Linked DNA regions of Homo sapiens: region 2 is linked to region 1. The links are chromatin loops, found by intact Hi-C in ENCODE. Cell type or tissue: CD14-positive monocyte. All regions are shown on one strand. Each heading gives the region's core, and the rest is flanking DNA. Links, peaks and the distances in the headings are about the cores only.

What was found. A loop is a pair of places that touch in the nucleus more often than their neighbours do. Peaks named below come from ENCODE experiments on the same cell type or tissue, not always from the same donor. Only the 100,000 strongest peaks of a DNase experiment are listed, where the experiment ranks them.
Region 2: it touches region 1 in a loop (2.6-fold over the local background); 3 of 110 quality-filtered maps call a loop at or near these places.

Annotation. Positions count from the first base shown.
Region 1 is chr6:134,449,881-134,455,265 of GRCh38, forward strand. CT69 (cancer/testis associated transcript 69) reads right to left here. Exons shown (of 5, transcript NR_125852.1): 3 at 4,573-4,701. The region is part of intron 1 of LINC01010 (long intergenic non-protein coding RNA 1010); the gene reads left to right. Among named protein-coding and RNA genes, the nearest start is that of LINC01010, 15 kb to the left of the region's middle. In CD14-positive monocyte, for the core only: no CTCF peak of the experiment used is centred there; no DNase peak of the experiment used is centred there.
Region 2 is chr6:134,508,265-134,513,649 of GRCh38, forward strand. No RefSeq gene overlaps it. Among named protein-coding and RNA genes, the nearest start is that of LINC03002, 29 kb to the right of the region's middle. In CD14-positive monocyte, for the core only: no CTCF peak of the experiment used is centred there; a DNase peak (open chromatin) is centred at 2,867; H3K4me3 peaks cover 567 bases; H3K27ac peaks cover 1,882 bases.

The DNA of each region.
Region 1 (5,385 bases), core at 149-5,148:
CCTTGCACATGTGGTCTCCTGGCAGCAGATCCATCTCTGACATTTGCAGCCGGTGCAAGAATACAGATGGAGGCCTCCACCCTTCCAACTCATAGTTTGCCCCTTTTATGTTCTTAGCTGCTGCTCAGTCCTGCAACTTGACCCCCATGCACACTCATGTGTATGTGAACATTGCAGCTGCAACCCGGGAGCCTGCAAAGAGTTGCCTTTTGGACTTTCTCAGGTTAGGAGTGCAGTTAACAGCTGTAATGCTGTGACTTGAAGAGTAGCCCACACAGGCTGTGGAAGGGCTAGGGTATTTGGGAGAGAAAGTTCAGAGTTCAAGGTACCCAAAGCAAGGACTAGAAGGGGGTGCCTTGGTTCCAGGTGGGCATGTCTCTTTGGCTTCATGGGTCTCTCTCCTCTTAAAACAAAAGCAGGCACCTCAGGCTAGGATACCATTTGCCTGGGTCCAAGGGAAGAACTGTCTGGAAATCTTATTCCACCAGTCTTTCAGCCAGATCCAGCCACGGAGCTGTGTCTTAACCCTGAGAGGAAGCAGAGCTATGCCTTAAGCCAGCTCCTTAATCTACACCATTTTCTTTGCAACTGGACACATTTTATTAATATCTGTATCTATACTAAATAGGAAAGAGGACCCTGGCTAATTCTCTTGTTAGAGTAAGACAAGAAGTCCATGAGATTTGGGGAAACCAGGCCAAGGTTTGGGTCCAAAAGAGGCCTCCTTCAAACACATACACACCCGTTTTTCCACATGTGAGTAATTACTAAACTCTCTTTGGCCCTCACCAAGACAACCAGCAGGACTCAGGAGTTTAATGAATTGTTCTCACTTCCACGGAGCAGTAAAATTGAGTTTTTATTTATTAGAAACTTAAAATGGTTTTTAACTCTGTGGGAGTAATTTAGAAATTGGTGTGAAGTGTAATTGATTTTTATAAACATGCATATTGTAGATTTTTCATTAATAAGCATTTGCATTGTAATTTGTTTGTGCATGAGTGCCCTGGACTTTCCAGATGCTAATGAACAAAGTGCTGGAGTGTGCTTTCTACAAAGCGAAATTCATTATTTTCATTTTTATTTTTAACTCTTTTCTCAAAGTGAGAACAAGAGAAAGCTATTGGAAAGATAATTTCTAGAAAGAAAGGTGAACTCAGCTCTTTTTGATAATTATGTTTTCCCCCTCAATCTTGTTTAACAAAAGCTGAAGAACTTGTCTGTCACACTCCTGATACTTTCTCTAATTAGTCCTGGCTTCATATATATGTGTATATACACACATATGAAATACTCTTTCATGTATATATGAAAAGACTATTTAGAATGATTATTTATACTGCATATAATTAAGTAGGGCTGTGTCCTGGTCTATAATCACTAGAGACACCCTTCTGAGAAAATACTCCTGACTTAACCACACAATTTATTCTACATTGTAGTGCCTTCAGGGATACACCCTTCTGGAGTACATTAGTTTTCTCAGACAGACCAGAAATGATTACCAAGGGAGGAACCTCTTCCAATAAGCCCTCTTTTCATTTCTTTGATATGTGTGCATCGATCCCTAAGTCCTCATCTGGACTGCTACCTTAATTTGCAGAGCCCAAGTGAAAACACACACACAAAAAACCCTCAAAGTCCCTTCAAAAAGCAGGGGTGGTGGTGGGGGGGAGGTGTGGAAGATTTCCTTTCTTTCTCTTTTGGCCTGTCATGGGGTCTCTTACTTGCTATTTAATTTCATGCTCTCTTTGATACAGGGGTATTCACAGGGTGAGTGCAGATGGTCTCAGGTAGCTCAGGCCTGCCCAGCCACTTGGTGCATGGGGTGTGTGCACCCAGCTTCCACGCCCCCTGCAGGCCCAGGCCCCTGCCTGCCCAAATGGCTGTAGTCACTGGAAGGGGGTTGGGGAGCAGAGAGTGGAGGGGTGGGAGATAATGAGAGTGGATGAGGAAGCTCCTCACCCCCTGTTCCATTGTCCTTCTGGACTTCACTTACAAAACACAAACTCCAAGATTAAATTGTTATGCATTTTAAGGGGATTCACCCATGAAAGATGGGCAACTCTCCTGTTATAAAAGAAGTCCACAGAAGGCTCCATAACTTCTGTGCCAGGTCAATAGTGCTCTGATTTCCTTTCTTTCTGCCCCCAGTGATTATCCAGGGACTACAGATGGGGTCAGCAGCATGCCCAGTCACCTGCATTGCCTAATGAATGGCTGACTGCCTCAGCATCCCCTGGGCAGAGGTGAGGAGGACTTGTTTACAGCCTGATATGGTTAGACTTTGTGTCCCCACCCAAATCTCATCTTGAATTGTAATCCCCACGTGTTGAGGGAAGGAAGTGATTGGATTATGGGGGTAGTATCCCCCATGCTGTTCTCATGATAGTGAGTGAATTCTCACGAGATCTGGTGGTTTTATAAATGATAGTTTTTCCTGCACTCTCACATGCTCTCTGTTGCCTACCACCATGTAAGACAGGCTTGTTTCCCCTTCTGCCATGATTGTCAGTTTCCTGAGGCCTTCCCAGCTACGCAGAATTGTGGGTCAATTAAACTTTTTTCCTTTATAAGTTACCCAGTCTCTGGCAGTTCTCTATAGCAGTGTGAAAACAGACTAATACACAGCTTAATTCTGGATTTATCTTAGCCTTCACTCCTCAAGCAGTCCAGGCATGGTGGCTCACGCCTGTAATCCCAGCACTTTGGGATTGATCCCTTGAGGCCAGGAGTTTGAGAACAACCTAGTGAGACTTCATCTCTACTGAAATCAAAAATTTAAAAAAATTAATAAAATGTGAAGCTCCCACTCCATAGTTTAATGACACATGCACTATTATGTGGTTTTACTTTTCTCATGGAAAAGCTATACATTACAGAAAATGCAAAACATCGAGAACAGAAGAAAACAAATCACCAGAATTGCCATCTTACTGTCCAGAAATAATTACTTAGCATTTTAGCATATGTAGTTTGGTCTTTTTACATATACGGCTATGGTGCATATGTTATTGAGATATTGTAAATATTGCTTTAAAACACACTTTCATTCACTCAATAATACACCATGAATATCTTCCATATATTATTATTAATCTAAAACATTATTTGAAAACTTTTGGGTGCATACCACTCACCTGGGAGCATGTGGGAAATAAAGATTCTGAAGTCTCTCACTCGCAGAGATCCTCATTCATAACCGCAGATGATGACTCATAAATCTGATATCTGCCTTTTGAAGAAGCACCCCAGAAGATTCTGATGGAGGTGATTCTCAGAGCTTGCTCTGACATACACTGATCTACAATATGCTTTTAAAATGCTGCACTGTGTTCCATCATATAGGTGTGCCATAATTTATTAAACCAGTTTCATATTGTTCATTTGACATTAGTTTCTAAATTTTCACGTGCATGATTAATTCTTCATATAAATCTTTCTGAACATCTCTAATTATTTCCTTAGGAAAATTCTGCAAAGTGGAATTACTGGGTCAAAGGGAATGTAAACCTGAGCAAAGTAGATGGTAGTGTGAATGAAAAAGCAAATCAGTAAGCTGTAAAACACTACACTAATATGATAGAACAGCTGCCATTTATTGAGGGACTTTTGTAAACCCGGCCAGGGGTTCTTAAATTTTCTTGTGAATCAGAATCACCTGGATGGCTTGTTAAAACCAGGTTGCTGCTACCTTCTCTCCATCCCAGTTTAATTCATTAGGTCTGTGATGGGACTGGGAATTTGCAATTCTAAGAAGTTTCCAGGTGATGCAGATACTGGTCCTAGGCCAGGCCACACTTTGGACACCACTAGACACTATTCTAGGTGTCTTATTAAACTTCACAGCAGTCTTTACAGTTGATGATTGAGATGCAGAGAGGGTCTAAGGTTATGAAGCTAATGCTGGCAGAGCTGGGATTTGATTCAAAATTTGATGATTCAAAAGCTGATGGTTTTCCCACCAGGCAACCTGGTTTCTTCATTTTACTGCCCTCAAATAAAATATTTTAGATGTGTTCCTAACAAGCACTGAAGGTTTCAGTGTCAGCGCCACCCCTCCCCCACTCCAATCTATTAGGGATACATAAGGGAGGAGAGAGGTTAGGAATTGTTTGGCTGAGAAATTCCTCAGGGGAAACTGGTTGGATGAGTTACACTCCACCATTCACATCAATATGAAGGGTTGCCTCCCTGTCCTGCTGTGGCCTCAATGACATGTGGACATCAAGAGAATAATTTCTCATCTCTTACTGCAACCACATAATAATCCTTCCTTGGAAGAGAGATCTGTCTTCTCTAAAAACCACCTCCAACCTTCTCCACACAATGGCTTAAATAACCTGTTTGTTCAGGCAGCTCAGAAAACAAATTTCATCAGTGCAGAAAACAAAGCACTCCTATCAAACTGGTTGGTTAATGATACCCAGCACAGCAAACACCCAGCGGATTGGCAGAACGTGAGCCAGGTTGGCTTCTAACAGACCCAGCTTAAGACGCCCAGAATCACCAAGTGAATCAGACACATTTCATAACTAAAGACACCTGAAGACCTAATTATGCAAATTTTACCTGTTTGTTAGCTTGGGATCTGGCCGTCCTGCAGTCTTTCCATGTGTTGATGGTTGTGTGTGAAGATTATTTGTGCATCATTTAGTCTGCATTTATTCATCTTGTGAGCTGAGGATTCTGCTAAGCACCCTACAAGGAGAAAAGGAATATTGTCTGTTTAAAACGTGTTTTGTGTGGCTTCTTGGATAGTGTCCCTGGATGTGGGTACCTGAGAACAATCCATCCTTACTGTTCCATTTCCTAATGGAAAATGCACTACTTCCATCCATGTGAAATATAAATTTAGTCTGGGATGCTTTATCATGTAAGACAAGGCAGGCTATGCATTCCAAGAGATATTTTGTCTAGAGATGATAAGGAGCATTGCACGGTCTTTGGCTTTATTATTTTCAACAACCCCCTAACTGGATAAGGCAAGGTTTTAGGTCAACAAGTCTTGGGAAGTCTGCAGAGGAACTAGCATTTATAATCTGAGTTGCTCCAGCTGCCAGAAGTAGTGTCAATAATTGACTGTTTCGTGGCTGAAGGACTATAGTAGTTATAATTGTCTGACATAAGAAATATTCAGTGACATAAGGCATTTTGTATAATGAAAAGAATTAACATTCCTACTGGATTGTTGTCTTTCAGGAATGCATTCAAGACATTTCTATATTAGGTAAGAAATTTGATTAAGAGCCTCTCTCTCTCATATGAATGGTCTTTTGTTTTTTGTTTTCTTTTTTTCTTCTTCTTCTTTTCTTTTTTGAGACATTGCTCTGTCACTTAGGCTGGAATGCAGTAGCGTGATCTCGGCTCACTGCAACCTCTGCC
Region 2 (5,385 bases), core at 200-5,199, 58 kb after region 1:
AATATTAAGTATTGGTCATCTGGAAAATTTGGTTCCATAAGATATGCAGATCTTGTTAATGTTGATCTATGTCACTATGCAATATCAAAAATCACATCTGTTAATATCATCACCGATCTCACCAGAACAACAACAAAAAAGTGTTGAAGTTTTCAAAGCTGTCAAGTTCGTTATGGCAGCTACAAGTTTTCCAAATTCTAATTTTCACTTGAAAGCTCAGATTTCATTATTCCCAACAAATACTGCCAAATCTTTTTTTAAAATGACAGACCCACTTTGTTCATTTTTTAAAAAAATGTCTGTCAATACCAATGTTTGAAGAACTACAGTTTTCTGTCAGTTGTTCTTTCAAATAAAAATAGTATTTCATGAAAAAAGTGGCTGGTTCAGCCCACCACTCAGTTGCATAAGTGCTTTTCCTTGAGACAACCACCGTACTTCAGTAGGCAGCAGAGGGGCTTTCTGTGTACTTGACATAGTTTGGATGTGTGTCCCTGCCCAAATCTCATATTGAAATGTAATCCCCAGTGTTAGAGGTGGGGCCTGGTGGGAGGTGATTGGATCATGGAGGAGGTTTCTCATGAATGGTTTAGCACCATCCTCTTGGTACTGTCCTCACAATAGTGAGTTCTTGTGAGGTCTGTTCATTTAAAAATATGTAGCACCTCCCCCCTTGCTCTCTCGCTCCTGCTCTGGCCATGTGACGCGCCTGCCCCACCTTTGCCTTGCGTGGTGCCATGACTGTAAATTTCCTGAGGCCTCCCAAGCAGAGCAGATGCCAGCATCATGCTTCCTGTACAGCCTGCAGAACCATGAGCCAATTAAATTTATTAAACCTCTTTTCTTTAAAAATTTCCCAGTCTCAGGTATGTCTTTATAGTAATGAAAGAATGGACTAATACAGTACTCCTCATTATACCACAAGAACATTATTTTAAAGATCGAGATGTAATAAAATTTTTATTGCTTCATCTAGGACATTCTTCAGTGAAGCTAGCCTTTTTTTTTTTTTCAAATATGAATAGGTGGTGCAATGACTAACTACTATAGTTAGGTGCCACTGTTTTGAGTCAGAGCAAGGCACCCACCATTACCTTTTTACCAACCTCAGTGAAAATGTCGAACAATGAAAAAAGGAACGTATACTATATGAAAATACTTTTCACCTCTCAGACCTTCTGAAAGGATCCTGGGGACTTTTAAGGGTCTGCAGACCACATTTTGAGAATGGCTACTTTTTACTAAGGGGAAATAAAAATCAAAAATTAGGAAGCAGAGAAAATAAAAACTAGAAAAAAAATTGAAATACTACAAACTCTTGAAATTCCTTCTCAGATATTTCTGCAAACACTTGAAATTTATTTCTTTTCAGGTATTTCATTAATTCATTCATGTAACAGAAATTATTATTTTTCTTACATAGAGTTGTCTAGCATATCTCCTTAAAAATGTAGGAATACTTATTTTCTACTTTTCTTATTATTGGAGCTTAAGCTAGAAAAGTTCCAAGACAACCTATTAAGTCCCACTTCCTAAACTTTTATGTAACCTAACATCTTATATAGAAAAAAACATACAGATATACAGATAAGCTATTTTAGATCATCGTTTATGTGGCCTTTTTGTTTGCTGGAAAGAGACTTACTCATGCTACCTCAAGAGATGAAGCCAGAGTGTTATGCCCTGTGGAATAACACCTGTGGAAATAAAGTAAGAAAGAATTTTGTACTAGATTTCCTCTTCTAAAGCTTACAATCTAAACCAGAGTCCAGAAAAAGGCTCACAACAAGGAATCACAAAACCGTAGCTTCCCATGGAGACTAGAACTCAATTTATGTTCTGAAAAGTGATTCAGGATTCCACACAGTTCTAATGACTGGTTGTTCCCTTTCCAGCTTCTTGAGTATTCTGTCTGCCTTCGCATCTCTCTGTGTGCCTATATTCTTCTGCTACCATATAGCTCATTTTTACTAGGTAACTTTGAAGTCTCAAGAGAGAGGATTGGGTTGGTCAACTTAATCACCATGATTCATAAAGGGCAGAGCTTCTGGCGTCAGACCACCTCACAGGCTGTTGGTCTGACTAGTTTAGCTGCCTTTGGGTTAGGTATGAACCTTAGTCCAGCTGTCTGTGGGTGGCAGACTGATGTGGAGCAAAACATGTCCACCTACACTTAAAGAACTTCCTAGATTGGGAGGCAGAGGTGGGATGATTGCTTTGAGCTCACAAGTTTGTGAACAACATGGGCAATATGGCGAAACCCCGTCTCTACTTAAAAAACCAAAAACTTTAGCAGGGCATGGTGGTACACGCCTGTGGTCCCAGTTACTTGGGAGGCCGAAGTGGGAGGACGGTTTGAGCCTGGGAGGCAGTGAGCCATGATCACGACATTGTGCAGCAGCCTGGGTGACAGAGTGAGACCCTGCCTCAAAAAAAAAAAAAAAAAAAAAAAAAAAAAAAGGACTTCCTAGAGATCTTCCTCAGCAGGGGCTGTGAATACAGTGTTTCTCTCTGGAAAAGACTGCAGGCATGGCAGCCATCTTAAGGCCTGGTGTCCTATAGATTGATCATTTTAACACAGTGTAAGCTTCAGGTGACCTTAGGCAAAGGGATGAGGAAACCCTCTACCTCCCTTTTGGAGAAGATTTCTCTTTTAATGCTTCCCTTCTTACCATTCTTTATATTAGTCGGCTTAGGCTGCCATTAACAAAACACCATAGACTGGGTGGCTTAAACAACAGAAATTTATTTCTCCCAGTTTTGGAAGCTGGGAAGTCCAAGGTCAAGGTGCCATCTGATTCAGTTCCCCAGTGAGGGCTCTCTTCCTGGCTTTCAGACAGCCAATTTCTTGCTGTGTCCTCACATGACCGCAAGAGAGAGGAAGCAGGCTCTCTGGTGTCTCTTCCTATAACCACTAATCCATCACGAGGGCCCTCAAGATCTCATCTAAACCTAACCTCCCCAGAGACTCCATCTCCAGACACAATCACATTGAGTGGAAGAGATTCAGCATATTAATTTTTGGGGGAGGGGATAACACAATGTAGTTCATAGCATTCTTCTTCCATTCTAATTCATCTTCCTCATGTTGGGTGCCCTGAACAGAGTTCCAGATGCCAGACCCCCACTCTTGTCATCCTAACTTTACAGCATACTTGTCTTCTGACTGATTTGCCCAGAATCCTGCTTTCTGTGATGGAAACTAATGAATTGTGACCCTATCTATGAAAGTGTTATCAACAGAAGCTCGTGGGAGCATGAGGTCCTCTCTTGTGTGCATGCTGGATATTCCTGTGGCTGGTGGCAGGCCAATACAGGAGAACCTGACAACAGGAAACCTTGAAATGAGATTGGCATGCTGGGCAGTGAGAAGGAGAGCTTCAAATAATAAACATCTTAGTGTACCTTAGTATAGTACTCTATACTCTACCTAAGCATAGAGTAGGCCCAGGCTGGGCCCTGGAAAACCTAAGAAAAAGTTAATAGAAAACTAAAAAATTATTTGCATCATCACACCTAGAAACAACTAGAAAACTAGTAACTTTTCATGGTCCATTATAGTCCTTAAGTCAATAATTATTGACTTGTTCTCATACATGATTACATATTCAAAACCAATCCAATGGACATCTCACTTGTAGAGTCATTATTTTCTTCTCTCACCTATTTTAAATGACATGCAATTAAGGTAAAGAATTGCTTCATTGATCTAGCATTTAATAGAACCAATCAATGAAAAGTTAAATGCTAATGGAAAAGAGACCAAATATTTAGTGATAGAGAATGATTTTTCAGATGCATACATCGCACGTCACACTCATGCTCATGCAGTGGATAACCCAAGCTCTACTGAAACTTAGTATGATGATCATGTTAATGTAGATGTTTAATCGCCTTCTTCTTCTTCTTCCTCTTTTTCTTTTTTTTTTTTGTTTAAACAGGGTCTTGCTCTGTCACCCAGGCTGGAGTGCAGTGGTGCAATCACAGCTCACTGCAGCCTAGACCTCCCCGGCTCAGATGATCCTCCCACCTCAGCTTTCTGAGTAGTGGGGACCACAGGTGCGCTCCATCACACCTGGCTTAGATCCTTAATTTACACACTTGCCTTCAAAATTTAAAGTTACTGTAAGCAGAATAAGAGTTCGCCCTGTGCATTGTTTGCAGAATGAGCGAGATCCAGGGGAATCCTTTTTTATGTGATAAAGGAAGCTGGTATGCTGTCACACACAGCAGTGAGCAAATTTCCCTCAAGTTCCCATTGCCTCTGTAATATTCAGAGAAACTCAGAAGACAAAGAATATATTTCAAACTGTTAATGGAGCCCTCAGCACTGCCTTGTGCTTTTTTTAAGCAAAATTATAGATTCACTCACAAAGAACTGTAAACATTTCATCTATGTTTAATTTTTAAAAGTGGTAGATAAGATTATGGCTGTGTATTATACAAACTGCGGCTTGACTGTCACATCCACCAGTCATGGAAACTTCTATAGGTTCTTATGATCTCTCTGGGCCTTGGTGTCTTCACGGATGTCCAATTGGGTTAATACACATCTGCTCCGGCTGTTATGGAATTAGAAATAATAGTGTATGTAGGGGCCCTGCACATGGCCAGCACTCCTTGTATTGTTATTTAGAGAAGTGCTGTGCAAACTGTTTACATTGAAAGGACAGTCACATTCTGAGTTTGATGTTGCTTAAAGGCCTTCTTTCCTGCTGGTGGCTGACTTTCCCTTTTCTTATTGTTCTAAGAATACTTCTCCATTTGGGCCATGTAAATAGTAACAATTGTTTGGTTGTTCCATCAGAAGGGAGAAGCCTTCCTGGAGCCTGGCTGGCAGAGCCCCAGTCTGATCTGTCTAGCAGTCATGGAGCTGGAGACAGGCGCAGTGCTCTTACTTCCTCCTCGAGGAAAAGAACCCCACCAAAATAGATCCTCATCATCTTGCAAACACCACCCAGAATAAATACACAGGAAATGAGGGCAAAATCCCACTGTGGTGGTTATTAAGGCAAATTCTTCCCAAAATATAAAGCTTTTCAGTGTGTAGGAGGGAGTACAGTAGTGGATATTACAGTGCATGAATCATTGTGGTGCTAATTCCAGATTATAAATTGAGTAATATACTATATGCCGAATGGTTCTATTTAGATTGATTAATATTTTATCCAGAGAAGTCTTTCTACATAGCTGCATTTACAAACAAAGATAAATTAGTCAAAAAGCATAAGAACCAAATTGTCCATGGAGTTTAGTGGAAAATTAGTTAGTATCTTGGCATTAAACAAATAATAAACTTCAGCTCTTTTCACATCCATAATGAAGCTTGGAATAAAAAAATACGATGCTGTCTAAACCTTTATAACCCTTAAAAATTAAAGCTAG